Linked DNA regions of Homo sapiens: region 1 is linked to region 2. A link is an interaction called in ENCODE POLR2A ChIA-PET data of the cell type or tissue named here. Cell type or tissue: PC-9. All regions are shown on one strand. Each heading gives the region's core, and the rest is flanking DNA. Links, peaks and the distances in the headings are about the cores only.

Region 1 (16,005 bases), core at 5,658-8,157, 840 kb before region 2:
TTGGCACCTGGGTCACTGATTGCTCTACCCCAAGGCCTGCCATCCTTGATAACTTCAGTGTCTAAATAGGCCAAGGATCTGACTGCAATCAAACACCAAATCCCATCCCTTCCTTCTTCTTAGTGTGTCCTACCACGCTTGTTTCCACCTAAGGATCTTAACTCATGTTGTCCCCATACCTGAATACGCTCCTTCCCTCTTTCCCTTTATAGCCTTCAGGTTTGTGTCACTTCCCCAGAAACGTGCACTCAAGGCCATCTTATCTAGTGGTTCCCTCTGCTATTCTCTATCAATGACCCTTCATAGCGCTTCTTCCTCCTAGCATCTCTCACAGTGTGTGTGTGTGTGTGTGTGTGTGTGTGTGTGTGTGTGTGTGTGTATATATTTGCTGGTTTATTTCATTGTCATCTGTCATTTCCAGCAATCTGTATGTCCCTCAAGGACAGGGGCCATGTCAATTTCATTTACTTTTGGAGTCTCAGCATAAGAACAATGCTTGGCACACAGACCCTCCAGAAATATTTATAAAATAAATAAATAAATGAGTGGATAGACTTAGCTCTGTACTTTGAAAGGAGAGAGCTCCCACTGGCTCATGTTTCCACCATCAGTAGAGGTTGGCAAGGAAACTTTCACTGCTCCTGCTGGGTGAAGGCTAAGGAACCAGTAATGTTTTAAGGCAGAAGTGCAGAAGCAACAAAATATTTTTGGCTTTAGTTTTTAAAGTATTATGCTTTTTTTTTGAGATGGAGTCTTGCTCTGTCGCCCAGGCTAGACTGCAGTGGCGCAGTCTCAGCTCACTGCAACCTCCATTCCCAGGTTCAAGCGATTCTCCTACCTCAGCCTCCCAAGTAGCTGGGATTACAGGTGCGCACCACCACGCCCGGCTAATTTTTGTGTTTTTTTAGTAGAGATGGGGTTTCGCTACGTTGGCCAGGCTGGTCTTGAACTGTTGACCTCAAGTGATCTGCCCGCCTCAGCCTCCTAAAGTGCCTCCCAAACAATTAATAAGTGTTTAAGAAAATATTTAGTAAGCTTGTTCTGTATTCCTACACAAAAAGTATAACAGCAACATATTCCACAAGAGTAAAGCAAAATAAGTAAAATTATTCCAAGTAAACAAATTAGGAGGCTTTTTATGAACTGGGCAACTGTTGGAACTAAGCTGGTATGGGGTTGTTAACTGATTGTAATGTGCCCAGAATTAGAATATTGATCCAGATTTTTACATTACCCATCTCTTTTGGGTTTTTTTTTTTTTTTTTGAGCAACAATTAGAGATCATTGGTTGGTTTACAGGAATAAGCAGGGTTAGCCTAAATTGCAGAAACAAACTGAAAAATAACTAATGAGACTAGAATTTAATAACAAGTATACCATAGTTTTTGAAACATAATATTTTTCTTTCCAGTTTTCCATTTTTATTAAAGACAAATTATAGTAAGACTGATTTGCTTTATTATACTTGACTTGATTATTTGTATAAAGTGCAGCAAGAGTATATTTTATATAGGCTTTTAAGAAATGGGCTTTAATGGAAATTTGTTCCATAGAAGGAATATTTTATTTTATTTTGTTTTATTTTATTTTGAGATGGAGTCTTGCTCTGTCATCCAGGCTGGAGTGCAGTGGCACCATCTTGGCTCACTGCAACCTCTGCCTCCTGGGCTCAAGTGATTCTCCTGTCTCAGCCTACCAAGTAGCTGGGATTATAGGTGTCCACCACTGCACCCAGCTAATTTTTGTATTTTTAGTAGAGATGGGGTTTCACCATGTTGGTCAGGCTGGTCTCGAACTCCTGACCTCAGACAATCCGCCTGCCTTGGCCTCCCAAAGTGCTGAAATTACAGGCATGCACCATCGCCCTGGCCTAAATGTTTACATTTTTAAGACATTTTATTTTACCAATAACCTTTAAAACTGTCTTTATTTTTAAAAGATTACTGAAGTCATGTGAACAAAAAGGCGTTAAAGTGTCTATTTTTCTGACAAAATATTTTATTTAAGCGCTTAGTTTTTAAGCCAATTAATTAGAGCTCTTTTACATATAAACATACAACACATATAAATACACAGACAGAAGATTTAGCACTTGTAAGATTTTTCTATTTGCCAGTTTTTTAACTGGATTACTGGCTTCAGGGCGGAGCCCTTGGAGGAACAGGGCCAGGAAAGCTTGCGTTTCTAAGGCCAAATAAGCAGCAAATAAGCAGCTGAAAGCAAAGACAGATCCCCACAGTTAAGGGTGCCATTTTATACTGGTTCCTGGAGTCCCAAAAGGAAGGAAATACTACGGGAGCAGGCGGTGCAGTGCTTCTATTCTGCATTTCATTGCAAGGCAACACAAAGCCAATCAGCCCATTTTATAATCAGCCCATTCCTCATGGGAGTTTTATTTCCCAGTGGGGTTGGGGTGTTTCCCTATCTTCTAGGTGGCCAAGAGCATGCTTTTTTTACTCAAGTATGCAAAGAGTCAAGTATCCCTTGATAGCTATTATTAGCCATCCCTTAAAGTGTATTTCCTACCTAGTTATTGTATTATAAAACACCAAAGCTTTTTCATAATGGGAAGTAATTTCTGATACCCCCAAAACTCAAAACCATTAGATAACACAATGCAAAACAGAACAGAGCCTTTGATTTTTTAGAGGGATCTGTCTGCTTTTAATTCCTGGGGTTTCATGAAGAAAACAGAGGTTTTTTTTTTTCCCCAAAATGGAGTCTGTGGCGCCTCCTCCGTTTTTCCCAAGGAGTCCCAGGCTACCAGAAGTTACCTTAGGGCCCCTCATGTATGCATTGAGAGTGGCAAAACAAACAAACAAACAAAAAATGGAGAAAAATAATTCAGTCGACTGAGAAGAAAAAAAAAAACTTTTCCAGAAAAGCAAGTTCCAAGAAGAGAAAAACATAAAGGCCTTTTAAATATATCTAGAGCTTGTTTATCCACTTTTAATTAAGCTGACTTTCAACCATAGTGCTCTTTAAAAAAAAAAAAGACATTTTTTCAGATCTCTTGTTACCCGACTGTAGCCATGCCAAGCGGCCAAAATTTCCAGCTTTTGAACGTTACCAAAGGTAACCTTCTAGGCGCTTAGAGAAAGGAAAATTTAGGACAGTCCACGGAGAAGAGAATAGACAAGGTCACTCAGATATTACACCAGAAATGACTTATTTCCTAGGTGGGGAAACGAACCTGGACCACTAACTGTGAAAGTGCAAGATCCTAGTTACTGAGCTACAGTGGGCAGCATTCTGTGTGTGTGTTTTCTCAGAAGGAGCCTAGAGTAGTTAATTTTGAGCTTGCAGAGGCTTCTAACTATCTAATATGATTTTTAGAGCTAACTATGACATGAACCCTAAAATTCCTGTTCCCTGGAAGGCAGAGACCAAGAGAAAGTACCACCACATGGTTAAAAGGTCACGCTCCCAAGAACATAAAACAAAGTGGAGACTTCATCCAGTTTTTTTTGTTTGTTTCAGGGACCTACAGCCAAGTTTCTTACTGACCAGCTTGCTGGGTCGTTTTGAAAAGCAGGCTTACAGGTGTTCTAAGCCCATGTTTTACTCTAAAGTACCCCTCAACACAGAAAAACAAATTTACAGCACGAAATACACCAGTTTAAGATTAGCCTTAGAATTTTTTCACATTAATTAAAACTTTACAGAGGAGATCAACACTGATTTATTTGTTTATTTATTTATTTTTCCATTTATTGAACCATTTTCACAGAGAGAGAAGCCAGAAATCTGACTGGTAGGAAATTCTTACCCTTTTGCCAGCATGCCAGGCTTCTGGGTTCCCTTTCCCTAAGCGGCATTACTGATCAGGCTTGTGGCACCATCGTCCTGGGGGCCAAGCCGCATCATAAAGGAAAATTATTTGTTTTTGTTCTGGCCAGAGCAAAATACATGTGATAAAACATAGACATGGCAGGGCGCGGTGGCTCACGACTGTAATCCCAGCACTTTGGGAGGCCGAGGTGGGCGGATCACGAGGTCAAGAGATCGAGACCATCCTGACCAACATGGTGAAATGCCATCTCTACTAAAAATATAAAAAATTAGCTGAGCGTGGTGGCACACACCTGTAGTCCCAGCTATTCGGGAGGCAGAGGCAGGAGAATCGCTTGAACCCGGGAGGCTGAGGTTGCAGTGAGCCGAGATCACGCCACTGTACTTCAGCCTGGGCAACACAGGAGACTCCGTCTTAGACAAACAAACAAACAAAAAACATAGACATTAGCCACACTGCTTAGCACCCAATATCAAACTGGCGAAGCTTAAATTTGCCCCCAGATGGGCCCCGTCATCTTTGATCCAACCTCTGACTTGGAGTTTCAACACGTGGTCTCTGGGCAAGATGGTCGCCTTGAGTAATAGAAAAGATAGAAAGGGAAAGGAAAAGTAGAGAAGGAAAGTATTGCCTGCAGCAGGGTGGGGAAGTCCAAATGATCAGGGAGGCCAGAGAAAGACCCCCTCATTGCAGCGACGCTTTAAAGTTCAGGTGGCTGCGGCTGCTGTCGTTAAGGGGTTTTTCCCAGCAGTCCCGCCAGCTCTCAAGTTTCCCCTTTCAGGAAGGAAAAAGCTCCCATGTCCCACGATCCTGTACAGGCCTAACCCTGTCACCCACAGCCATCAGCAAACAGTGCAAGGCAGATTAATCCAAAGAGAATTGCAGTTAACATCCCATAGTGCTGAACCTGTTCTTAGCCGAGAAGGACTTTACCTAGAGGGGTCTCTAACCCTTTAAATCTTAGAAGGGACTCTAACTCTCCTAAGTTGGGCCTCTAACCCAATCCCATTTTTTTTTTTTTTCTTTGAGACGGAGTCTTGCTCTGTTGCCCAGGCTGGAGTACAGTGGTGTGATCTTGGCTCACTGCAACCTCCACCTCCCGGGTTCAAGCGATTCTCCTGCCTCGGCCTCCCGAGTAGCTGGGACTACAGGCGCCCGCCACCACACCTGGCTTTTTTGTATTTTTAGTAGAGACGGGGTTTCACCACGTTGGCCAGGATGGTCTCAATCTCTTGACCTCGCGTTCCACCCAATCCCATTCTTTACCTGGGTATATGCACCCTACTTACCCAAAGTCAGCCGACTGGTGAGCGCGGATGATTTTCCTTTGGGTCGGGAGTCTCTACAGTATGGTCCCTTTTGTGGTTCGCGAGAAAGATGTTACAGGACCCCAACACTTACCCAAAGGTAGCCGTTGGGTCGCGATTTCTGCACTATAGTCCCTTCTGTAGTCGCCAGAAATATCTTACAGGACAGAAAAATATGTTACAAGAATGGGGTCCCAATCCAGACCCCGAGAGAGTTCTTGGATCTCGCACAAGAATTCAGGGTGAGTCCCTAGTGCGAAGTGAAAGCAAGTTTATTAAGAAAGTAAAGGAATAAAAGAATGGCTACTCTAAGGCTGGGCGCTGTGGCTCACGCCTGTAATCCCAGCACTTTGGGAGGCCGAGGCAGGTGGATCACCCGAGGTCAGGAGTTCGAGACCAGCCTGGCCAACATGATAAAACCCTGGCTCTGCTAAAAATACAAAAATTAGCTGGGCACGGTCGCACACACCTGTAATCCCAGCTACTTGGGAAGCTGAGGCAGGAGAATTGCTTGAGCCCGGTAGACGGAGGTTGCGGTGAGCTGAGATTGCGCCACTGCCCTCCAGCCTGGGCGACAGAGCAAGACTCTGTCTCAAAAAAACAAAAAAGGCTACTCTATAGACCGAGCAGCCCCACAGCCCCGAGGGCTGCTGCTTGTTTATTTTTACAATTATTTTTTGATGATATGTTAAACAAGGGGTGGATTATTCATGTCTCCACTTTTTAGAACATATAGGGTAACTTCCTGACGTTGCCATGGCATTTGTAAACTGTTCTGGCGCTGATGGGAGTGTAACAATGAGGACAACCAGAGGTCACTGTCATCACCATTTTGGTTTTGGTGGGTTTTGGCCGGCTCCTTTACTGCAACCTGTTTTTATCAGCAAGGTCTCTATGACCTGTATTGTGTGCTGACCTCCTATCTCATCCTGTGACTTAGAATGCCTTAACCGTCTGGGAATGCAGCCCAGTAGGTTTCAGCCTTATTTTACCCAGCTCCTATTTAAGATAGAGTTGTTCTGGTTCACCTGCCTCTGACACTATCACCAGGTAGACAGTGTTTGTTAGAAGTGAGTTAAATTGTAGGACACTCAGTTGTTATCCACTGGAGAATTGCTTGGTTGTCGACAGGGGGACATCCCCACACATTCTGGTGACCGGAGGGGAAGTATTCTGTGTTGAGTGTTTTAACTGTGTGAGAGCAGGAAAACACTGTTTTTTTTGTTTTGTTTTGTTTTGTTTTCCCCATCCTTTTCAAAGACTACATTAAACGCTAAGGAGAAAGGTAGTTCAATGAGAAAGGCAGTTTAAAGACTCCAAATAAAAGATAAAGCTAGATATTTCCTATACCATTCCAAAGCTTGCTTTGTCATTGTGCTTATACGGCCTTTCCATGTTTTTAAGTGTTATAACTACATTTTGAAATGAAGATCTGTTTTGATAAAAATATGAAAGCTATAAAGAGAAATATGTATGCAGCCTAAAAGTCGGACTGACCAAAAAATTCTTTAGAGACTTATGTCTTGCCGGGTGTGGTGGCTCACACCTGTAATCCTAGCACTTTGGGAGGCCAAGTCAGGTGGATTGCCTGAGCTCAGGAGTTCAAGACCAGCCTGGGCAACATGGAGAAACCCCGTCTGTACTTAAAAAAAAAAAAAAAAGCCACGCGTGGTGGTGTGTGTCTGTAGTCCCAGCTATTTGGGAAGCTGAGGCATGAGAATTGCTCAAACCCGGGAGGCGGAAGTTGCAGTGAGCCGAGATTGTGCCACCGCACTCCAACCTCGGTGACAGAGCAAGACTCTGTCTCAAAAAAAAAAAAAGAAAAAGAAAAAAGACGTATGTCTTTTGGCTAAGTGGACCTGCAGAAGGAATTATAAGTTATGGAATGATAGAATTTTAAAAGGATATGCTAGGTAGGAAACAAATTCTTCGTTACAGGACTCGACTTATTTGAAATAAGAGGAGAAAAAACAAATGGATGGTTTAAAAGGAAATGTTTGACTGAAGCCTGCTTTCTGTACCCATAGCTACCTGCCCACAAGAATGTGGCTCCCTGGTGACAGCTGCACTAATTATAGAAAAACAAGTTGAGTGGAAGAAGATGAATTATGTAAATTTACATTGACTGAGGATCCTGCTGGAGCATTTAGGAATGTTGATTATTAAGAATAAAGTGAGGATTTTCTTACATTGAAAATCAATGAAAAGAGGAAGGGATAATTTGCTACAGTCTTAGAATAAACTCTGGATCAGCCAAAATATCATTTATTAATGTTACTGTAAATTTGTTGCAGGTGACAGCCATTTTGTGGATTTGAGAGAAACTATCAAGTGGGTTTTAGGCTGCAAATTTACCTTATTTTTTGTTTATATACGAAATGAAAGGTACCAAAAAAGTCACATTTTTTGTAACCCTTGCTGTTATGTAAAATAGAAGTCTCCAACTATCTCTGCTTGGCTTTATGCAGATTTCTTATTTTTAAATATCAACCTAGATTAAAAGCTGATGATTAGAAAATAAAGAATGGAAAGCCAACCTTCCACAAGAAAACATTTTTTTGTGTGTTTCCAAAAATGGTCCATATGAAATCAAACACCTTAATAAACATGCCTAACATGAATCTTTACACCCGTAGAAATGTGACAAACTCAGTTTTAGTGAATATGTTGCAAAAACAAATAAAACTGGTATTTAACATTTTTCTTAGTGAAATATTACTGAACACTTAATTAACGTGCTGTAATTTTAAATGAATCCATTTTCCTACGCAGACACAGTAGAAAAGCAGCTAAATTGTTTCAGTCACCCACTCACTGAACAGACGAAACAAAACATAAACCCAACCATGTATTATTTGTTACATATCAGGAAGGTTAAGGTTCTGCCACAGAAACCGCACAATTCCAGTTCGTAGGGAATGTTCTTTTCTCACTCTGCATCAGATCATCACACTTCCAGTAAGTAGAGAAAGCACTGTTACATCGGGGTCAGAAAACTGTGCTAATGCAAAATGTCCTGTGTTTACTGCCATTTTTAATTCCCAAATACGTATATTTTAGTGACCTACAGTCTAAAACAGAACAGCCAAGCCTTTTTCCAAATGCAGATCTCTCTCACAATTTGCGTTACACAGAAAACCCCTGGGCAGACAAAGGACAGCTTGAGGATACCCCAATGTTCACATTTAGCACTGACACAGCACTTTCATCTGTAACGTGCCTTACAAACATTAACTAATTAAAAGAAACAACACCCTGCAAGGTATTTAGCAGGATGTAAAAATGAAAATCTACAAGCAAGACAGCCAGAATGCATAAATCATGAAGTGTTAAATCAACATGACCTGAAAACCAGCAGGACTCCCTCCCTCTTTTCTTGCCATGACTGTCTTTTGGGAAGGGCCAGAACTTGATTTTATGCCACGCGAAGACGGGGAGGGGGTGATGTCTGGGTGGAGGTGGGTGGGAGGACTGTAATAAAATTCTAAGTATCACATTTGCAAAGGGGAAGTGTTCTACTAACTCAGAGAAGGGGCTTCAAGAATATAACCCTTTTAGAAGTGCCCCAGAGAATACAAAATCAATACAGTGTTTAATTAATCTACTACAGATTGACTTCACATAAAGCAGCCCCAACCAGGAGAGTTCCATGCTGGGAAATCAGACAGATCACGGTTGGAGAGTATGAGTGGCCTGTATAATATGCATTTTTTGTCCTTTCGGGAGATGGAGGAGGGCACCGTGACTGCCCTGTGGTCTGACTGCACAGACTTTGCTCGCTTGCTCTATGAAAGCGTCCTCAGTAGGTAACAGCATTACAAAACAGTAAGTGAAATGAGCTCAGTAGCTTTTAGAAGAGGCAATGAGTGTTGTTCAGAAGAATTTGTGGTTCGGGGCTCTGGAGGAAGAGAAGGATTCTTTGGCCTGATGGAAAGATGACTGAAAAAAAGGAAAAAAAAAAAAAAAGACTGGGATTCTAACTAGTTCTATGACTCCATTTCTTCATGTTTGATATAGTTTAATAAGCTCTACCTCAAAGTAGGTGCTAGAAAATTAAATGAAATGGACGTAAAAGTGCTTAACTGAAAAGTAGATGTTTAATGAGTTGTAATTCACTTCTTACCGCCTTGGGTGTACTGCGGAGATGAGGCAGGTTCAGTTATGTCTCAACCCCAAGAAGTCTGTCATCAGAAGCAGTTCTAGAGGCAGCACTTGTCTCATATATCCGCTAATATCCAGGACCTAATACCTGGGAGCTGTGTTGTCCACCATGGTGGCCATGAGCCACATGTACTACTATTGAGCACTTGCAATGTAGCCAGTCCAAATTGAGATGTGGTGCCACTGTAAACTACATGCTATATTTTGAAGACTTAGTTGAAAAAATGAAAAATATTTCATTTATAATTTTGATGTTGGTTACTTGTTGAAATGAGAATATTTTGGACATACTGGATTAAATATAATATTAAAATTAATTTCACTTTTTTAAAAAATTGTGGCTATGGAAGACTTAAAGTTACACATGAAGCTCACATTTGTGGCTCACATTATGTTTCTATTGGACAGCATTACCCTAGAACATAAGTCTCAAATATATTGGATCACATACTTCATCAGTTTAAAAAAAGTTTTAGAATGCATTCCCAAATATGCCAAATTTTTGTTTATAAAAATACTATATATACATTTGAGAAAGCATGCAAAAATAGAAAGCAAAAAGAATGAAGCTGGGGATGGTGGCGCATACCTGTAATCCCAGCTACTCAGGAGGGTGAAGAGGGAGGATAGCTTGAGCCCAGGAGCTGGAGGCTGCAGTGAGGAATGAATGGGCCACTGCACTCCAGACTGGGCAACAGAGTGAGAACCCAGCTAAAAAAAAAAGAGAATAGAAGTCCTAATATCTTCTTCCCACACCCCGTTGATCATCCTGTGTACCCCTGAGATGTGCACATGCCTCTTTGGAGCTGCTACTTTAGAACTGGCTCTTGATGAGGCAAAAGACCCACCTGTCACACTCCTTTGCCGAGGAGGGAAACTGGGTAATTGGAGAGAATCAAAATTAAAATAAAAATTGCAACAATACATAGATTACACAAGTACAACCAAAGTAAAATAGTACAAATTTAAAAAAAAAAAAAAGGCTGCCTGTAGGCTCCATCTGGCTACAGCTACAGAATTTTGTTTTGGGGATGGGCAAGTGGATGAGGGGCCAAGTAAGAAGTAATGGTTTCTAGCAGGGAAGCTTTTTTAAAGTAGAACATGACATAAAATTGGTTAGACGTCTCTTGTTTGAATGAAAGATTGTGGGAGAGGACTAGGGCAGGCCCCAGTTGCTCCTTGCCACCTTCTCTCACCACGCCCCCTACAGTAAAGAGGGGCGAGCTCTGGGTTTCCAAAGGTTCTTTAAGTGAAGCTATTTTCCTGATTTTCTCAGATGTGGAGGAGAGGTATGGGGGTGGAGAGAAGAAAGTGCTGGGAAAGCAGTAACTGCAACCTGAAAAGGCAGCTGTGTCTATGTTTTCAGGTTCTATGAGCAGAGAAATGCAAGTCCCACTCCATGTAGGGCCCCAAGAGGCAACAAGAACCTTCTGATGAGAGGTTTTAGGGGATGCTAAGATTTGAGGGCAGCAGTGAAAGACTCCTCCCCGCAAGTCTGGCCCAAGAACTGAAGAGATTACAGGCTTGGGCAAGGTGTGGGAACCTATGTGCACTGGGGACCAGAGGGTCTGCCCTGTATATTCAAGAATGCATGAGAACATCTGGGACTCTTGCATGGCCTTAGGGAGAGAGAGAACCCCCAAATCATGACCGATTAATTTCCTGGCAGCAGAATTATTTGAATTAGAGACACATAAAAGTGTGATTTTTAAAATTTAAAATATCTTCTTTTTCTTTTTTGAGACAGAGTCTCACTCTTGTTGCTCAGGCTGGAGTGCAGTGGTGTAGTCTCAGCTCACTGCAACCTCCGCTTCCCTGGTTCAAGCCATTCTCCTGCCTCATCCTGCTGAGCAGCTGGGATTACAGGGGACCACCACCATTCCCGCCCAGCTAATTTTTATTATTTTTTAGTATTTAGTATTTTTAGTAGAGATGGGGTTTCGGCATGTTGGCCAGGCTGGTCTTGAACTCCTGACCTCAGGTGATCCACCCACCTGGGCCTCCCAAAGTTCTGAGATTACAGGCATGAGCCACCGTGCCCAGCCCTGCTATTTCTGAAGTTTCTGTGTTTTACAATTTAAGGACACTTATGGGAGACAAAAATTCAACACTTTTTACATGTATACACACACACACACACACATATACTTTACCTCTCCTCTCTGCCCTCAGCATAGTTATACACCATTTTTGGTTAATGATAAGGTATTTACATTGCTATGATTATGTCAATGCTTTCCATAGCAGAACCAGGTAATGTATTATGATTTTTCCTTTTTCCTTCTTGAGTAACTTTTCGGTTTTTCTTTTTTTTCTTTTCTTTTTTTTTTTTTGGGATGAAGTCTTGCTCTGTAGCCCAGGCTGGAGTGCAGTGGCGTGATCTCAGCTCAGCGCAACCTCCGGCTCCCGGGTTCAAGTGATTCTCCTGCCTCAGCCTTCAGGGTAGCTGGGATTACAGGCGTGCACCACCGCACCCAGCACATTTTTTATATTTTTAATAGAGACGGGGTTTCTCCATGTTAGCCAGGCTGGTCTTGAATTCCCGACCTCAGGCAATTCGCCCACCTCGACTTCCTAACGTGCTAGAATTACAGACATGAGCCACCATGCCTGGCCAACTTTTTGGGTTTTCCTACAGTTAATAAGTACCTTAAAACAAAAATTTTGCTTGGTTTTCTATTTACCTATTTACCAATTCACCATCAAAACGTCTCACTAAATGATAAATCTCTCTCAACATGTTCAAACATTAGGAAATGTGTCATTTTCTGTCACTTCTCATCCTCCTGCGTTAATCTGGACCAGTACATGGTTGTGATTCTGCGGCTTCCCTTCACCATCAGTCTCTGTTTGTCCTCTTTGCTTGCATTTTTCATCCTTGTGGGTTTATGCTTATTTTAGACATTTACTTCCTTTTTTATGAGGGTTCAGAAATGTACAGATATTATTTTTTTGGGGAGGGCTTATCAGGTACTGGAAACATGACATACCCTAGCCTGAGATGATTCCAACTATCTGTATACAGTCAGACTTCACAGTGGAAAGAAATGTCCTTGTAAACTCTAGTAATGCTAATTCTGGTCTACAGATACCAGATTTAAGAAACTCATGACCACTCCTTTTTTAAGTTCTGGAAAGTAGCTCTTAGCTATATGGGAAAGTGAACACTTATGTGGTTGTGGGTCATTCATCTCTAACAACCAAAGGACTCTGTGGCAAAAGTGAGAAATCTGAGTCAAAAACAAACTTTAATGGATTAAGACACATAAAATATGCTCATAAGGACACAGAAAACCAAAACCCAAAAACTCACTTGTCATATTGAGAGGTGACAACGTGCTAGCAGCCCTGGCTCGCTCTTGGTGTCTCCTCGGCCTTGGTGTCTGCTCTGGCCACGCCTGAGGAGCCCTTCAGCCTGCCTCTGCACTGTGGGAGCCCCTCTCTGGGCTGGCCGAGGCCAGAGCTGGCTCCCTCTGCTTGCTGGGAGGTGTGGAGAGAGAGGCGCCCACGGGAACTGGGGCTGCACGTGGCGCTCGCGGGCCAGTGAATTCTGGCTGGGCACAGGCTCAGTGGGCCCTGCACTCAGAGCGGTCCCGGGCAGTGAGTGGCTTAGAACCCAGGCCAGCAGCTGTGGAGGGTGCGCTGGATCCTCCAGCACTGCTGGCCCGCCGGCACCACACTTGAGTTCTTGCCGGGTCTCAGCTGCCTCCCCGTGGGACAGGGCTCGGGACCTACAGCCTGCCATGCCCGAGCCCCCCCACCTCCCGCTCCTGCTCCTGTGCAGCCTGAGTGTCCATGGCGGGCACTGCCCCCTGCTCCATGGCGCTAGATCCCATCAACTGCCCAAGGGCTGAGGGGTGCGGGCGCCCAGCGTGGGACTGGTGAGCAGCTCCGCCAACAGCCCTGGCCCGTAGGATCCACTAGGTGAAGCCAGCTGGGCTCCTCAGTCTAGTGGGGACTTGGAGAACTTTTATGTCTAGCTGTAGGATTGCATATGCACCAGTCAGCACTCTGTGTCTAGCTTGGGTTTCATGGATGCACCAATCAGCACTCTGTATCTAGCTAATCTGATGAGGACTTGGAGAACTTTTATGTCTAGCTGGAGGATTTTAAATGCACCAATCAGCACTTTGTGTTTAGCTCAAGGTTTGTAAATACACCAATCAGCACTCTGTGTCTAGCTCAACGTTTGTAAACGCACAAATCAGCACCCTGTGTCTAGCTCAAGGTTTGTAAACGCACCAATCAGTGCTCTGTGTCTAAATCTAGTGGGGACTTGGAGAACTTTTATGTCTAGCTAGAGGATTGTAAATGCACCAATCAGCACTCTGTGTCTAGCTCAGGGATTGTAAATGCACCAATCAGCACCCTGTCAAAATGGACCAAACAGCTCTCTGTAAAACGGACCAATCATCTCTCTGTAAAATGGACCAATCAGCAGGATGTGGGTGGGGTCAGATAAGGGAATAAAAGCAGGCTGCCCAAGCTAGCAGCAGCAACCAGCTGGCGTCCCCCTTCTGCAATGTCGAAGCTTTGTTCTTTTGCTCCTTGCAGTAACTCTTGCTGCTGCTCACTGTTTGGGTCTGCGCTACCTTTATGAGCTGTAACACTCATCTTGAAGGTCTGCAGGTTCACTCCTGAAGCCAACGAGACTATGAACCCACCGGGAGGGAGGAACAACTCCGGATGGAAGGAAAGAACAACTCCAGACACACTGCCTTTGAGAGCTGCAATGCTCACCATAAAGGTCTGCAGCTTCACTCCTGAAGCCACCGAGACCACGAATCCACCAGAAGGAAGAAACTGTGGACACGTCCAAACATCAGAAGTAACAAACTCCGGACACACCATCTTTAAGAGCTGTAACACTCACCGCAAGGGTCTGCAGCTTCATTCTTGAAGTCAGGGAGACCAAGAACCCACCAATTCTGGACACAATGTTTGGAGGATGTTCACTATCCTGAAAACAGGTAAGCAAAAACAAATAAAACCTCCTTCCTTTCCTGAAAAAAGCTGTGTTTCAAGGTAACCAATAGATGATAAGCAAAAGTTCTTCCTTTTAAAAAATTTCTAGCTAGGAAATGAAGATGAAATAAATGATACTGCAATCCCTAATGAAATAATGGATCCAAGCAATGATCATTAATGGCTGCTAAAACCACTTGCTGAAAACTGATTGGGGAACATTATAATAGATGGATCAGGCTGACAACATCTGAACACACTGATCAATCTTAATATTACAAGAGGGATAAGTAGCTATTATGTGTATCATGTCATGTAAGAGTATACAAAACTGACAATAAAATCTTTTTGCTGGAAAAAAAACCACATGTAATCTGATTAAGTCCCTAGATTTTACTACCATTCTCCATAAATTTTTTCTTAGCAGCTAAAGGGAAAAGAGAGGGAGCCTAAACGTGATAAATTGACATTATAGGGACTCAAAAGGATAATCAAAGTTCAGAATACAACAAATTCTATAAGACAAATGATACAGTTTTTTTTTTGTTTGAGACGGAGTTTTGGTCTGTTGCCCAGGCTGGAGCACAGTGGCACTATTTCGGCTCACTGTAACCTCCATATCCTAGGTTCAAGCGATTCTCCTGCCTCAGCCTCCTGAGTAGCTGGAGCTACAGGTGTGCACCACCACAACCGGCCAATTTTTGTATTTTTAGTAGAGAGCGGGTTTCACAATGTTAGCCAGGCTGGTCTTGAATTCCTGGCCTTAAGTGATCTGCCCACCTCAGCCTCCCAAAGTACTGGGATTACAGGCATGAGCCACAGCACCCTGCGAAATGATAGTTTCTTCCACAAAGTGCAAGAAAAAAGGAGTGCCTGTAGATTAAGGGACGTAAACATACTCAAGCACAGTATGTGAACCTTGATTCAAGCACAGAAACTGTAGAAACAAGCAAATATTTATGAGACAGCCAGGAAATGTGAACACTGGCTAGATATTTGATGATATTATGATATTAAGGAATTATTGTTAATTGTTTAACAATTAAAAGTTATTGTTGGCCAGGCGCAGTGGCTCATGCCTATAATCCCAGCACTTTAGGAGGCCAAGCGGGGGCGGATCATGAGGTCAAGAGATCAAGACCATCCTGGCCAACATGGTGAAACTCTGTCTCTACTAAAAATACAAAAATTAGCTGGGTGTGGTGGCACGTGCCTAAAATCCCAGCTACTTGGGAGGCTGAGGCAGGAGATCGCTTGAACCTGGGAGACAGAGGTTGCAGTGAGCCAAGATCGCGCCACTGCACTCTAGCCTGCCAACAGAGCAAAACTGTCTCAAACAAAACCAAACAAACAAACAAATATATACATATATAGTTAATTGTTTAAGGTACGATACTGGTATTGTGATTGTGGGTTTTATTTTTTATTGTGTTTTAAAGACTTCTTGCTGTTTGGCAATACATACCAAAGTAAAGAGAGGCTTATGTGGCTGGCCTTCCTTGTCCCACAAACTGTTATCCCACAGGGTTGGGTCTCTTTACAACAGTCAGAAAACTGGCATAGACACCGAGGAACCCAGGCCCCCTCTGACTCATCACAAAATTTGCCTATGTGAGTCACCGGCGTCAGCAGAGCCAAGGTAGATCCAGGGTAGCTGGTCACTGGGAATAGTAGTACTTGCTGAGTGTGAAAATGTTTCCCTGGTCCAGTGATAGGACGTGCTGGGGCCATGGTAAACTGAAGAGTATGCTCTAGCTGAAGGCCTTCAAATTCAATGAA
Region 2 (16,005 bases), core at 8,577-11,076:
AGTAAGTCACCTTCAGCTAAACTTTCAATGAGGGTATAGATTAAGTAATCTTGCAAATCTGTTCATTCTAAGAGTCTGAGCAAGGTTATGCTACATTGCAAAGCAAAAATCTAACCATTCAGAGTGAAACGAAGCAGAATTCTTATTTGCCCTTGGAGAGCTCCTGTTGCTTTTCATCTTGGGTGACCTCCTGAAAGCGGTGAGAGGAAACCCTACTGTGACTGTGGAAGACCCGAGTTGGCCTCCAGAGGACAGGAAAACGGCTGGTGCAAGATCAAGTCAGGCTCCTTGGGAAGTACCTCAAACCATCCCCTCCACCCAGGGGCTCTCTGTTCAAAGACACTCAGAATGAAAGGACCCAGTGTGGTCTTTTGAATTGACTGCACATCACACATGCCCCCTCACTTTAAATAGGACCATTCTGTATAAGCTTCACGGGAGCTATACTTGTGATGAGAGGTATTCCAGCTTCTGGGCATTCCATTTTCCCATTTAACGTTGCTAAAGTTTTAGTTTTGGAAAGATCATTGCAAACCAATGACTATAGGGTAAGGGCATGATTCCTTGTGACTAAAACTGGAGTTCCAAACCTTTTTTTATGTAAGGACACAAGAGTGATGAGGAAGCAGTCTGGCACCTCTGAATTCACTATATGACAATGAAATAAAAACAAAAATAATAATAACTATATGCATAATGAAGAACACTTACGTAGTGCAGCCTATGATGCCAAGCACTGTACTCATATTAACTCATTTAATTCTCACCAGAACCCTTTGAGGCAGGTAATACTGTCATCACCCCCATTTGACAGTTAAGGAAACTGAGGCACATCCAGGCCAATATCTTGCCCAAGTTCACTCGGTTGGTAAGTGCGAGGCCAGGATTTATATTCCATGCCTGACTCTTGCCATGCTGCCTCATTTGGGTCCACAAGAAGCATCTGTGTGTACAAAGTAAAAGATACTGTCTAATGCTTTTTAAAGTTGCCATTTTCCCCTCTTTCTATCTTTACTTGTTACCTACCTTAACTTGTTACCTACCTTAAAGCTACCATAGCTTTCCCAATGTTCTCAGAAATAGTAATCAGAGAACATTGGGAAAGCTAGACAGGCCAGATATAACTCATTCCTTTCTTTCTACACCTACTTTACACCATGAGAGATAAACTATCCAACCTACCCTTTGAGAGCTTTCCTGAAAAATTAACTGCCTAAGTGAAGCCTTTTCTTTGTGCTCACAGGCCAACTTTTGATTAGCAGACAGCCCCATGGCTAAGCACTGTCAAGCACATGTGTGCAAGCTGGTCTTTGCGGACACTGAAAGAGGCATGACAGTTCTAAACAGACTGAGCTTCACGAAGCGGTGCAGAAGAATTCTCATCCTGCCTCTTCCATGGATGCTAGTCAATGTGATTATTCACAAACTCCTTAGTGTCTCTGAGCCTCAGTTTCTCCTGGGAGAACAGTCACACGGGATTTCCCAGGTGTCATACAGAGGAGCAAGAATGGCCTAATGGACATCCCTAGTACCTACGACTCTGAATGTTAGTGTGAAAGTCAAATGCAGATGAAACCCCCAAATTCCTACTGTCATCATTCTGAAGCCTTAGTATGAGACCCTCAGACTGAGTCCTATGAAGACAAGCCAGTTATAAACCAGTTTATTAATACAGTATTTACAGAGAGGGCCACTCCAGTACTCCCGAGATGATACTAAAGATGCTAACTTATACGTAGAAAGGTTGCAGGAACTGGTAACATTTGTGGGAAAACATTATTAATGTCTTCACACATTTCTAGGGCAGATATGCAGGGAATTTCAGTTTTATTTGGCACAACCTGTATTAATGCAGGGATATCACAAGAACTCGAATCAACGAAAAGATAACTTTTCCAACATTAGGAGTTGTTCAAAAATAGAATGTGCTGCCTCAAGCCCACGGACATACAAGGAAAGATTATATGTTAAACAGGTTAGATAACCCTGTTTGAAGAATATTGCAAAAGGAATTCTTGCTTTGAGAGAAGAATTGGCTGAGATCACTTTTGAGGTTCCTAATATTCCCCAGCCTCTATGATTCTATAAAACCACTTACTAAAGAAAACAAGAATCAAAATAAAAGCAATTCAATTTAAATGTCATGTGAAATAAGATTTCATGTGAAACTATTTTGTTGTCATAGTTCTATGGTTAGGAATAACTAAGAAGACTGTGAACACACAAAACATACAGACTAGATGTAATAAAGGTGGTTCTGTGAAGACCTTAGACAACGGAGGGTAGGTCTGTGTGATGTCCATTGCATGCAGGCACTAAAAAGCCATCCCTACCTTCCATGCAAGGTACTCTAGATACACCAAGGATCAGCAACTGCCTAACTCCAGGTTTTTTTTCAGTATGAAATGCTGTTAAGTATAAAACACTAGCGTACTCTACCTTCCTATGTCTTAAAAGCGTAGGCAGGAGCCTGGGCAAAAGGACTCCAGATTTCAGTAGCATTTTACACTACAAAATAGGGATGTCAGCCCAACTCCCGCACTGTGGCAGGAAATCCCTCCCATCACAGGATCCAGGTGACAAAGCGGACAAAGTCAGAACTCCTTTGGCACAACACGTAAGTTAGAACAAGAAGCCCTTTTGCGATCCACTGGGAGGTGGGGTTCCTTATATCCATGCAGATGACACGGCTCCCTGAAACACAAGTGTGATTTACATGTGCATGCGATTACTGACCATTATCCAAAGCTCATGGGCACGCTTTGTCCTGGACAATGAGCATCTGGTTTGCCAGGATGGTTCCCAGCTGTTTCATAATTTCTGTTCAGTTATTGAAATAACAGAGCAAAAGCCCAGCTAGAAAGTGTTCAATCTTGTGTTGATGCTAATGACATCCAGGAATAAAAAGCTGTGCTGCCTCCAACTAGCCAGCCACTGCTCACAGGACACACTGGGACACCTGTGGTTAATGATTAAGTGAATTAAGGACCACTTCTCAGCAGTGCTGATGTGTTAACACTCCAGGCTCTGAGATGGGGGAATTAATTTTTCTTGCTCACAGTGCTTTCCTCTGGCTTGGGGCCTGGGAGTGTGGTCCAGTGGGTAGAAATGCTGCACTGGTAAAAAACCCACACGATTTTCCTGTCTCCTTCTTGTGCCCACTGTACTTGCCTAGGCTTCATTCAGCTTCAAGGCCTCACCCTGGAAAGAGATGACCCAGGGCAGCAATAACAAAGCAGGTAATGAGAAGCAAGATTCTTCCCTTCACATGTAACACTCTCCTTGAACTTATTCAGGTGTTTACTCAGTGCCAGGTACTGTTCTAAGTGGTTTGTATGTATTACATCCCATTTTATAAATGGTCAAACTGAGACATAGAGAAGTCATGTCTTGCTCAAAATTACAAAGGAAGTAAGTGGCAGATCTGAGATTCAAACCCAGGCAGTGTCTTACTGAACTGCCACGTTCTCACCCTTTTGGTGAAAGGGTCACTCGGAAGGTACTATTTCCCTGATGCAAGAAGCTTGTTATTCACTCAGCACAAGATCTCTGTTCCTTATGAACTTTATTTAGATATTGTTAGGAAATGAAATTTCATGCAGCCACTTGGTGGCAATGATGGGATCATAATTTACAGTGTTGGAAATGACAGCAAGAAATACTGATAAGATAATCCATCAGAAGGCAGTTTCTCCAGGGGAAGGTTCTCTAGGTTTCACTGGGAAAAGGAGACTTCCCAAGGTGGCAGTTGACCCTACTAAACAAGAAATCCGCAAAAGGACAAAGAATGGGCCGCCTCCTTGTCCTGACAAGGCCAGGACTGCAGGCTAACTCACCAGCAGATAAACAGCCCAGTAAGACATAACGAAAATGTGCTCTGGAAAAATGCTTTCAAAAGGGGATGAAAAAGTCAAGGTTTTACACTAAACAGGGAAGGTACATTAAGGAATTAAGGAAGACAGGGAATGGGGAAATGCTAGCTATAGACAGCACCATTAAAATGAAAAACAAAATTAACAGTACTATACTTTGAAATCATCAGTTCCAAAATAACAATAAAATATTCACCCAAGAATACCAATCCAGGTTTTGTGTTAGGCATTGTGCCAAGTCCTCTGTATTTATGGTTTCATTTACTTCTCAGCAATCATGAAAAGTAAATATTATTTTACCAAATGTGCATGTAAGGAAGCTGAGGTTCAGAGAGGTTAAGTAATTTGCCAAAGACCACACAGCTAAGATTAAACCTTGGCCTTGGCCTGTAAAGATAGTGTATTTTACCTCTACACGAACCTAAAGCTGGCCATCTAAGAACTATTAGACATTTATTGCTCTTAATGATATAACTGAATTCCTCCCAGTATTATAACAAATATTCTTCCCGAAGCATAGAAAGAAGCTTACCTATTTACATTTATTTTAATAAATCCAAAAAGGTTTTACTGTAGCACATAAAGGAGTTCAAACTTTGGAAATTTGTTTCCTTGACTTTGGTCAAAGGCACCTACACCAATAACAAGAACAACTCATATTTATTGAGGGCTCACTATGTGTTAGTGATGTCGGCAGGCTTTGTATGAATTAACTCATTTAATTTTCACAACAGCCCTGTGAGGTAAATGCTATTGTTATTTCTTGCTTTACAGATGAGGAAACTGTAAAACAGGAAAGTTAAAGAACTTACTCAGGTCACACACCTAATAAGGAAGAAAGCTGGGATTTGACCCCTGGCAGTCTTAGGCTCTAGAGTCTATGCTGTTAACCAAAATACAATTTCACTCTCTACTGAATTTTACCAAATGCTCTGCTGTCCCAGGACTTTCCAGAGCATCAATATGCTGTCCTGCACTGTGATTCTTAGAGAAACTTGCAGCTTCCCCACCACCTCACCACTCTTTTGTGGGTGGAGGCTGTCTAGGAGCATTTGGAAGAAGCTACTAAGGTTCCAAAGAACAACCTTCCACACCAGCGGCTTCTCTGGGTTTGGGCTTCAGCTTGCACAGCTGAGCTGCTTTGAGACTGGGCTTGGTTACCCTAAGAGAAGAGTGAATGGTGACCGGGCATGGTGGTTCACACCTGTAATCCCAGCACTCTGGGAGACCGAGGCAGGCAGATCACTTGAGGCCAGGAGTTTGAGACCAGCCTGGCTAATATGACAAAACCCTATCTCTACTAAAAACACAAAGACTAGCTGGGCGTGGTGGAGCATGCCTGTAATCCCAGCTACTCGGATGGCTGAGGCATAAGGATTGCTTGAATCTGGGAGGCAGAGGTTGCAGTGAGCTGAGATGATCGTGCCTCCAACCTGGGTGACAGAGTAGACTCCATCTCAAAAAATAAATTAATTAAAAAAAAAGAAAAAAGGAAGAATGCATGGTAACAGAGAATGTGAACAAAAAGCTGATAGCAAATGGATGAGCATGGAATTAGGAAGAATTCCAACACAAGCATAAGGTGGGTCTCATTAGAAATATTTAAGCTGAATTTGACCAGTCCTCAAAAGTAAGGTCTGTCCAGCTTTTGGCAGTCAATAAAGTTCTTTTATATCCATTTTTCTGGTTAATCCTCAGGAAAACTTTGGTGGTGGGAACAAGCTTTGCTACTGATCTCCCTGCAGAGCTCAGGAAGTGGAGGTGTGGAGAGAATAAGAACTGCCAGGGCATGCAGGTAGTAGTAGTACATGGTGACCCTCAGAAGTTGACGTCTTTTCACTCCAAGTGCAGATCTACTGACTCCCTGGGCAGGTTGCTTCCCTTCCCAGAAAAGACAGGAAATGAAAGAATTTCTAGGGAGTACTACACAAAAACTATGTGTTTTGTTTTTTGTTTTTTGTTTTTTTTTTTTTGAGACGGAGTCTTGCTCTGTTGCCCAGGCTGGAGTGCAGTGGCATGATCTTGGCTCACTGCAAACTCCGCCTCCCGGGTTCATGCCATTCTCCTGCCTCAGCTTCCCGAGTAGCTGGGACTACAGGCGCCTGCCACCACACCCGGCTATTTTTTTGTATTTTTAGTAGAGACGGGGTTTCACCGTGTTATCCAGGATGGTCTTGATCTCCTGATCTCGTGATCCACCTGCCTCGGCCTCCCAAAATGCTGGGATTACAGTGGGCGTGAGCCACTGCGCCCGGCCAAAACTATGTTTTAAATATCCTCTTTGTCATTTGAAACCAAAAGATGCTATTGTCTTCCTGACCTCTGAGCAGCATTCTGCAGAGCTGGCCCCTTTAACTCCATCCTTATGCTTGCATACTAAATCTTTGCTTCTATAGCATCAAACTCTCCAGGTGTTCCTTCCACTTCCTTATCAAATTTCTCTGCTGTCTCTTCCTTGTCTATTCTGAGTTCTTAGAGCTCAGGCCTACACTCTCTTCTCATGTGTACTTTTATTACCACAAACCAATAATTCCTATTTTTCTTATTTTTGACCCCTCTTCTATGGCCATCTCTACCATAATCCAACTGCATGGATTGTACTACTACTATTACTGTTGGCTGCTCTTCCTCATCCCTGATGTCTAATCAACTTGCACATCCTGCATGGTCCACAGGCTACATTTGTCTCAAATGTGTCCACTTTTCTCAATCCCCACTCCACCATCATCTGTCCAAAGCATCACACTCTCTGGCCTAGACTAACTTGTCTCCTCCATTTACTCTTGCTTCTTTCCAGCACCAACTGCAGCAGCCCAAGTTTCATTTGAAAAAGGCAGATCTGATTCTGTTCCCTTAGTGAAGACACATCAATGGTTTCCCACTCTTCTTAGAATAAAATTCAAAAGTAATCAACATGGTCTACAAAGCCCTGCATGACTGTGCCATGGCTTCCCTGCCTGGTATCTCTCCGTGCCCCACTCCCTCCTGTAGCGGGACTCTGACCAAGCCAGGTGAGGCTCCCACCCTGTGGCACGCTCTTTTAGCATGCCACTCTCCTCCACCACGGCAGTCATTGCTGTGATGATAAATGATTACTTGGCTGATTATTTGCTTAGTGCCTGTTTCCCTCACAGATCTAATCGTCACAATGGGAGACTGTATTTCTAGTGTCTAACATGGTGCCCACACAACAGAGGTGTTCACTGAATATTTGTCAAATGATGACCTACAGACCCCAGGAAAAGGTTTTAATTCAACCTTATGCTTAAAAACCTCATGCTTAAAAACAACAACAACAATTGAGTCTAACATCCTTGAAAGCCTCAGTCACAATAAAAAGTTAGAGGCTTAGAGAGGGCTGACATTTTTAGGCTGCCAGGTTCTTACTTTGTACATTAATGCTCCATGATTACTGGCCAATAAGATACAGGTGATATCTCTTCAAAAAAAAAAAAAAAAATTCATGGGATGGAGCCAAAGTGTATATTTTTTGGCCAGATAGAACTGGTTATTTTTATAACTGGACAATGTTAGGATGGTCTTGAAGGGCACTACATGAGAATGTTGGTGTCCTGAAAGAGTCTTGAAAGAATAAAACATACTACCAGGGAGCAGGTGCTTCTGGGGTCTATTTGATTCATTCCTGTGACTTACAGGCACGCTCCCCAAAATGAAAGTATAGAATGTGCTCAGCAATTTGAAACACATATATAAATCACTAATATCATTTCAGAACTCTTGAGCAGAATCAAACATCACCACAAACTTGCTCAAGATTACCAGAGTAGAAGCCTTGACCCCTGAAGGCTCCCATTATTCTTGGATCCTAACTCCATGATACAGAATAAAACAAGATGTATTTTGTTTATGCCAAGTAATAGAAATTTTTATTGAGCTGAGTAAAACTAGAAGAGGTCCTCCTTGTACTTTTTCTCACCATTGATGGACTCATTCACTTTAGCTGGGTTTAATCAAGTTCCTGGAACTTTGTTATAGGTTGTACTTCAACAATGGTCAAAAGCTGAGTCTTCTCTCCACCATTTAATTGGCCTGAAGCCACGTCCTTTTCATAAAGCTGATCAGTGACAACATTCAGTGTATATTCAAAGTCCTTCTAAGAATATACAGACACTGATTTAGAGCTTAGCCAAATCCACATGGTTACTCATAAATAGTAAAGGACATGCAGGGCTTCCTTAGAAACCCTCTGGTGGGAGGTGACATTTGAGATCACAAAATACAAAAGCTACAAGCTACATAGTCCTGTGTGACCAAAGGGGTAGCTAAGTGGGAATGTTTTTCCTACAAAAGGAAAAATGACTCGCAGTGAAATACTCAAGCTGAACTATGGGCTTTAACAGTTTCTATATGACAATGTAGTCCAAGTTCCTACTCAGGACACCAGAAACACAAGTGGTCACCAAAGGCCAGGGAAGCAGACATAGAAGGGGACCTGGCAGGAGCAGGACACAGCAGAAGAGTTCCTGGTGGGAGAGAATGTCATGACTAAGGGGTTCAGAATTTACAGCTCTCTGAGTACTTAGTATTCCTTGTTCTTCTCCACTGCGCTATAGAATAAGATGAAGGATCAAAAGAGAAAGCTGGAATAATCTATCAATGCTCTGTGGCCAGAAGCATTCCTGCTTCTGGTATGGAGCCAAGGCTCATGCCCATTGGTACATACAGCAAAAGGCTTGTGCCCTCATGCATGCTGGCTGACGTCTTCTGTGCAAGCCAGGATTGACAGGGTGTGTCTCTGGCTGCACATGCCTCAGTGAGCTGAACTCTGACTTGCTCCATGGTAGAGGTTCAAGCAAATGCCACAAGAGAAGAGACACAAAGGAGGCCTTGGCAATAGCTCTGACTGGGAGCGTGAGACAGAACCCAGGTCAAAGGCGAGCATCTGTTGGCCACAGATTCTGTGCCCTTGCGCAGAACTCCTTAAATGTTCAGGATAAAAGACTATAGACATAGAGGCCAGATGAGGGATGTGGAAAAGCATACCAACTTTGACTTATCAGTGGAGACACAGAACACATGCAGTGACTTGGTGCTTAGGCTCTGCAGGCCAATCCCCTGGATCTGAAACCCGGTTTTCTTCTCAACCTTTAACAAGTTATTAACCTCTCTAAGACTCAGCTGCATTATCTTTAGACTGGAGATTATTGTGAGGATTAAATGAGACAATTCGTGTAAAGTACTAAACACAGTACCCTGCAACATGGGACCAATTACTTCCCTCCCTGAACCTCAGTTTCTTCTTTGTTAAATGGGGATTATGAGTTTTGCATGAGAGATAATCAATACAGGAAAAGAGATAATGATAGTAGATGAGATAGTGGCTATAAGCAAAGCATCCTGCCTGGTACTTGACATTACTAAAATCACTCAATAATTGTAACCATTGGGTATTATTGTTGCTGGTCTGATACTGATATTTGAAGGACATAATGAGGTTGATGGGATTTGCTGCAAACTGGAACTGAGGCCCTTACTGATTTAAACCAGGGAGGCTGGACCTTGATGTACCATTTAAAAAGCAATCTGCTGCTGGTGACTGCAATTCACCACCCTCTAAATCTTCAGTGGCCACCTGGCAAAGCAAGTGAATTGCTGCAAGCCCGTTAATGAGAAGCAAGCTGGTGTTCGGGAAACCTGTAAAATTACTATCCCATTACCGTGCAGTTAGTGCGCCTTTCATCTGCTGCCCAACTTCCCCAATAGATATGCTCTCTCGGTTTCCTAATTGTCTAGAGGCTTTGATTTATCTGGCAGAGGAAGGAGGCCTGAGATATCTGGGCAAAGTTCTGGGAAGGAGGCTTTAACAAATGTCTGTAAGACCACAAGGTGAGAGTCTGGCCCAGGACAAGGCATGCAGCCAACTGTGGCTAGCAGTATGGCTTCCCACACAGATAAGCAGTATCTGCTGCTAAAGGCAGGTCTTGCCCACAGGCTGGAGGACAGGCCCTGGGTACTAAGGGATGTCTGGGAAAGGATCTGTGAAACATTCTTCCTAGCATTCAGAGCATCAATAGGCAGGTCCTACTCTTCCATACTTGAAATTCCACTTATCTGCTTATTCACTGTGATCTAGTTAATACCTATATTTCACCTCTCAACTACTGACCCATTCATTCATATATTACTCATTCCACAGATATTTATGAGGCACCTACGACATGCTAGAGATACATCAGGGAATAAAAGAGATAAAATCTCCTTGTCCTGATGGAGCTTAAATTCCAGTAGGGACATTCAGGCATGTAAAAGTATATGTAGACTATATTTGAAGGTGCTAAGGGCTGTGTAAAAGTAATAAGGCAGGGCAGGGAAATAGGACATGCTGGAGGGAGGGACTGTGACTTTAAGTAAAGCTGAGAAGGTGCTGAGAAGGTGATATATGGGCAAGACAGGAAGGGGTGACGGCCTTCACCTGCTTTTCTGAAATGACCACACCACCACAAAAAGCAAGGGAAGCCTTTTGTTTGTAAGAGCATTCAGGACTTATCTGCCCTTGCAGTCAACCCCTTTGTGCCTCTAAGCTCTGTGTGCTCACAGGTGGGATGTGGGCCCCCAGGGAATGCTTGGAGAGTGACCACAACTGAGAGGCTTGGGGTCAGAGGTGGCCCGAGCAGGTCCTCACCTCCTCCAGCCGCCGCCTCTGCTCTTTCTGCTCCTCGATGCGCTTCTGACGCTCGGCCAGCAGCTGCCGCTTGTGCTCCTCATTCTCCCGCTGCTGCTGCTCCAGCTGCTGCCTCCGTAGGGCCTCAGAACGCTCCTTGTTGGCCAGCTGCAGCCTCAGAAAGTCCCTCCGCAGCGTCGACTCCCCTGGCAGATTCAGGATGGAGCTGTGGGTAGGAGAGAGTGATCAGGATCCCACGTGGGGCAGGGGCCATGGCTACCAAGAGGCCTTGGAGGAGGAAAGCGGGACAAATGATTCACCCACACACAGGGAAAGAAGAGCACAGGCTCCTAGATCCTCCGCTAATTCAATCATTCACCCCAAAGAAACAGCATCAGGATAAGAGACCTGCCTCCCTTTCAGTACGACTGTGGCCAACAAATGCTGCCTCCATCCATAGAGGGATGTCACATTCTCAGAGTTGTCACCTTCTCCAGGACTGTCCACACCACTCCCTCATCCTTGGGACGTGGCAAAGATTTGTTTTTAAAGACTTTAGCCAGTGTGCAAGCCATGAGCCCCAGACTGGATTATTTTCAATAAAAATGGACAATGGTGGGCAACAAGGGTACTCAGACAAGCACAGATCGGCCTCACCCACACCACCCCCTCACACCAAACCCCATGAGGCAGAGGCCAGGCTGCTCCTGTGAAGCCACGATGAACTAGCGATGGAAAACCCTTGAGTCAAGGTCAACACAGAGCCAGGATCTGAGCCCAAGCCTGCTGAGTCCAAGTCAGGGTTTGCCTGACTGTACCACACTTAAAGGGCTTGGTTTGGCTCTGGCCACAGCAGGTGCAGCTAGGACTTCAACCCAGCTCATTGGTTCCTAGATTCTGTTTAGGTAACAGTTTTGTCTTCTGTAAAATGGTGGTTGTACATGAATGTGTGTGCATACGACAGAGATCGAGAGGACATAAATAAGTTCTACCTACTTCGCTGGTGGTCCTGGGCTGCCCTGCTCGCAGGTGAACAACTAAATGTTACAGACTCCTTGATTCTGCACAGCAGCCTAAGAGGGAGCTAAGAAATGACTTCTGTTTATTCAAACGTAGCCCTTTTAATCTTTCTGGAAGCTTCCATTTGAAATAAATCTATTAAACACATATTTACGGAGCACCTGCTATGTGGCAGTCACTGTAGTAAGCTCTAAGGATACGGCAGTTGCTAGATAAATTCTCCCTTTAAAGTTATCTTCTTATGGGACACACATACAGACAAATAATTTCAGGTATTAATAGGCTCTATAGAAGACTAAAATTGTAATTGTTTCAGTGACAGTGGCTGGGAGCTGAGGTAAGCTTTGAGGCCTTACTTTAGATGGGTGGTCAGAAAGACCTCTCTGGGAAGGAAGCAGTTGATGAAGAAGGAAGAACGTTCCAGGCAGAGGGAAAAGCAGGTTTAGAGGCCTGAGAGGAAAACAGGGGTGCACCCTATTTTTGAGCAACTGAACACCAGCCCGGCTTCCCAGAGCAGAGTGAATGAGAGGGAGAAGGGTATGAGAGGAGGTCAGAGAGATAGGTGCGGGGCCGCGACAGCCATGCAGGCACGGGAAGGTTTTATGCAGAAGAGCAACATGAGCAGATGGGTTTGGCTGCTAAATGGATGACCTAGCGAGGGGTACAGGGGCAAGCACAGCAAGCCGGACTGCTGCTGCAGAGTGGTTCTGGGGTGGGGACACCACCCAGGGCGAGAGCAGAGCGGGTGGAGGAGGGAAGGAGCGTTTGGGGATAGAGGTCACGAAGCCTGTGGACAGATCTGACATGTGGAGTGAGGGATGACTTGCAGGTTCTGTCTTGGTGGCTGGGTGACGGTGGTAACGAGAACAGGAATGAGGAATGCTGAGGGAGGAGCAAGTTTCGTGGCAGTTAACAAGAGGACCAAGGATCGGTTTTGGAGAGTAGTTAGTGTGCTGTGTGAGATACTGCCATGAAAAGACATAAAAAGGCTTTGTTCGTGATGTTCCATAGACAATGCTTGGCGTCTACTCACAAGCCTTCTCTAAAACTTAGAGCCTTTGTGTCAAACTCTAAAACCCCAAACGATGGTGCTTATCTACACAGGCCACTTGCCCTGTGCAGAGGGGAGGGACTTGGGAACCCAGCCTCCCATGCACACGAGGATGCTCCATTAATATTAATTGATATTGAATCAATGTCAGAAGATCTGAGCTGTGTTAGTGACTCAACCATTAACTCTGTGTGTGACCTGGGTGCAACCCTTAGGCTGTCGCCTCATTTCTAAAATGAGATAACCATTGTCCTTTTCTATTTTTCAGGATTTCATGAAGATTAATTAGATACGTCCATAAAAACAGGACTTGGACTTAAAGTATAATAACAACAACAACAGGACTTGGAACATAATCTTCAGCATGATATAATGACATGTTATAATTACGGAAGTGTTAAGGTACGGCTGGGCTGGCTCGTTGAGTGACTCCTAATATGCAGTTTAGCAAGTGTTAGAAAGACAGGGTTTCTCAGTTCTACAGAAAGTGGTCAGAAGGCTGACACAGTAACCTTTTGGGTAAGCTTTTGAACACTGGTGTACAACTTCTCTGAAAGCAGGGCGTTTGGTCCTCTGCCTTTCAGGAATGTTCATTTTCTATGTCACTACTTGGCAGTCATCTTCTTTATGCAGCTAAACCGGGGACGGCCAACATGCTATGTATCAGATGGTAGGAAAGAAGTATTCGGTCTTTGACCTTGAGGAATCCTGTGGCAGGTGAAGAGAGAAAAACTGGATGGCTCTGAAAGCTCAGTTCCATCTTCTTATAGAAGCTTAGCAAGAATCCAGCTCAGTAGGTCTGAGTTAGCATAAAAAAAGAACACATGGTATCTGGCTCATTCTAGCAGTGGTGGCTAAGCTGGCCCCTTTTCTGGTCAGAAAGCTCTCCCTCAGTGGTACAGGAACTGATCCTTCTGGAGCATTAGGGTCCACTCCTTGGATGGCTTGAGGAGGGAGGCCACACCTCAATGAGTCTTCTGCTTGTGCAATTCCCCCCAAGTCTTACTTCACATGTATACTGCATGGCACCATGGGATGTGGGCCTGCCCTCCTTGACTCAACAAGCTGAATTCGCTCACCAAAGAGATATCCTGGCAGTGCAAGCACACTAACCTTAATTACTTATAAACACAGACTAGAAGAAAGTCAGAATCAAAGTCAAGTGGAATTCAAAATGTAGGCATGACAATAAAACAGCCCTGGATTCTGAGGTCCAACAGGTGACAACAGGAATGGCCCAAAAGTATTTGTTTGGAGTTCATCTCTACATATAATTTGATTTTCTGAAAATCACTTTCTCCTGGATTAGGCTGCAATGAAAATACCAAGGCATGTGACAAGGACAGTGGCTACCCGAATGGGCTTCTCAAAGGTGTGAAGTAACGAACTGAATAACGCAAGTCCGAAAATACCACTTAGGTCTCTAGAAAGTTGCAGTTTTAAGTATTTTTAGTCCTGCATTGCCCAGATAATTAGCCTTCTACCCATTCTACGTGTTACATATGTAAGAAAACAAGCTCTTACGATAGAGACCATAAATCTTGGGGGACAAGATAAAGAATATGCTGATTTCCACATTTTCGTAATGGTCTGCCTAGGGAAATTTTCCCAAATTAATGAGTATGTTCATGGGCAATAAATTAAATAAGACCACCCTGGTGGATTCTTAAAAACGAACCTATAAATCAAAAGGAAAGTGAATTTCACACAAGCACAATTCAGAATGTGAACATTAGAAGACTTGGCTTTTGCTCTCATACCTGGGCTCTCCTGAGTCATTCTCCTCCTCTTCTTCCTCACTTCCACTGTACTCATACTCTGTCTCATCTGAAGAAAGATCCCAGCATGTTAGTGCACAAAAAGATGCTATGGCTCAGTAAAGCCCAACCCCGTCTCTTATATATAAATAAATAGACACCCAAAGAGTTGTAGTTAACACAGCGCTGGAACGGTCTCCAGGCTTGTGATTTAATGGTTCCCATAAGTATATGAAATTAACCACATTCAAGGCTGTCTCGGCTGACTCTAGATATCTGTCCCCAGTGCCTAGTGTTCACATGAGAAGGAATTAAAAAATAATTTTTTAATTTTTTTATTAATTTAATTTCAATTAAAAATAACTTGTTTGGCCGGGCACGGTGGCTCACGCCTGTAATCCCAGCACTTTGGGAGGCTGAGGCGGGCGGATCACAAGGTCAGGAGATCGAGACCATCCTGGCTAACATGGCAAAACCCCGTCTCTACTAAAAATACAAAAAAAATTAGCCGGGCGTGGTGGCGGGTGCCTGTAGTCCCAGCTACTTGGGAGGCTGAGGCAGGAGAATGGCGCAAACCCAGGAGGGGGAGCTTGTAGTGAGCCAAGATCGTGCCACTGCACTCTAGCATGGGCGACAGAGCGAGGCCCTGTCTCAAAATAATAATATAATAATAATAATAATTTGTTTGTGTTATTCCCACTATAAAGCCACCCATATCAAACCCATTGGCCCTTTGTAACTTATTGATGGTATTAACCATTTTTAAAGTAGGATTTTATTATGACTTACATGGACTTGCAAACTGTCTTTAGACTATTTTGCTAAGTGCAACAAAGAAACTTTTGACAATAGGTGCTATTAAAAATATATAGTGGCCGGGTGCGGTGGTTCACGCCTGTAATCCCAGCACTTTGGGAGGCCAAGGTGGGCGGATCATGAGGTCAGAAGATCGAGACCATCTAGGCTAACACAGTGAAACCCCATCTCTACTAAAAATACAAAAAAAAATTAGCTGGGCGTGGTTACAGGCACCGGTAGTCCCAGCTACTTGGGAGGCTGAGGCAGGAGAATGGCATGAACCTGGAAGGTGGAGCTTGCAGTGAGCCAAGATCGCACCACTGCACTCAAGCCTGGGTGATAGAGTGAGACTCCGTCTCAAATATATATTTAAAATTTAAAAAATGTATATCTATATTTAAAATGTGTTTTGATTGATCCACTAGGGACAGTCCTTTAATTCAGCAAAATGGGAAGCAGTTTACATGTGTGAATGAATAAGATTGAGGCTTGCTTTGGAAGAGATCAAATCTAATATGTGAGATGAGTAAATATCAGAGCCTTCATGATTGTGAAGAAAGGGAAGGAATATTTAGTGGGTATCTCCCACACCAGTCACTACTGCTAGATATTTTACTCTGTTCTCTCATTTATTTTTCATAATAACCCTCCAAATTAGTGTCTATTTTTCAAGCAAGAATACTGAAATTACAAGAGGTTAAGTAATATAACCAATGTTATCTCATTAATAAAAGGTCAATCTAGGATTTGGATTTAGAATTCAATCCAGAACTTTTCCAACTTAAAAAATAGTGCTCTTTCCAACATATTATATGCTAAATAGCAGTACATATAAAGAGCAATGAGATATCAAAGAAAGGAACAGCTAGTGCCACTGGTCATAAT

The links. Peaks named below come from ENCODE experiments on the same cell type or tissue, not always from the same donor. Only the 100,000 strongest peaks of a DNase experiment are listed, where the experiment ranks them.
Region 1: POLR2A ChIA-PET joins it to region 2 with 5 read pairs; 1 of 35 experiments calls an interaction of 5 or more read pairs at or near these places.

The regions. Positions count from the first base shown.
Region 1 is chr3:170,314,686-170,330,690 of GRCh38, forward strand. No RefSeq gene overlaps it. Among named protein-coding and RNA genes, the nearest start is that of SKIL, 35 kb to the right of the region's middle. RefSeq lists an enhancer at 15,676-15,970. In PC-9, for the core only: no CTCF peak of the experiment used is centred there; DNase peaks (open chromatin) are centred at 6,096 and 7,156; H3K4me3 peaks cover 691 bases; H3K27ac peaks cover 1,292 bases.
Region 2 is chr3:171,146,945-171,162,949 of GRCh38, forward strand. It overlaps TNIK (TRAF2 and NCK interacting kinase), which reads right to left. Exons shown (of 33, transcript NM_015028.4): 11 at 14,326-14,392; 12 at 10,516-10,720. LOC105374216 (a long non-coding RNA gene) reads left to right here. Exons shown (of 5, transcript XR_007096163.1): 5 at 12,834-14,218. Among named protein-coding and RNA genes, the nearest start is that of MIR569, 48 kb to the left of the region's middle. RefSeq lists a silencer at 10,476-10,770 and an enhancer at 12,196-12,490. In PC-9, for the core only: a CTCF peak has its summit at 10,598; a DNase peak (open chromatin) is centred at 9,957; H3K4me3 peaks cover 1,035 bases; H3K27ac peaks cover 2,500 bases.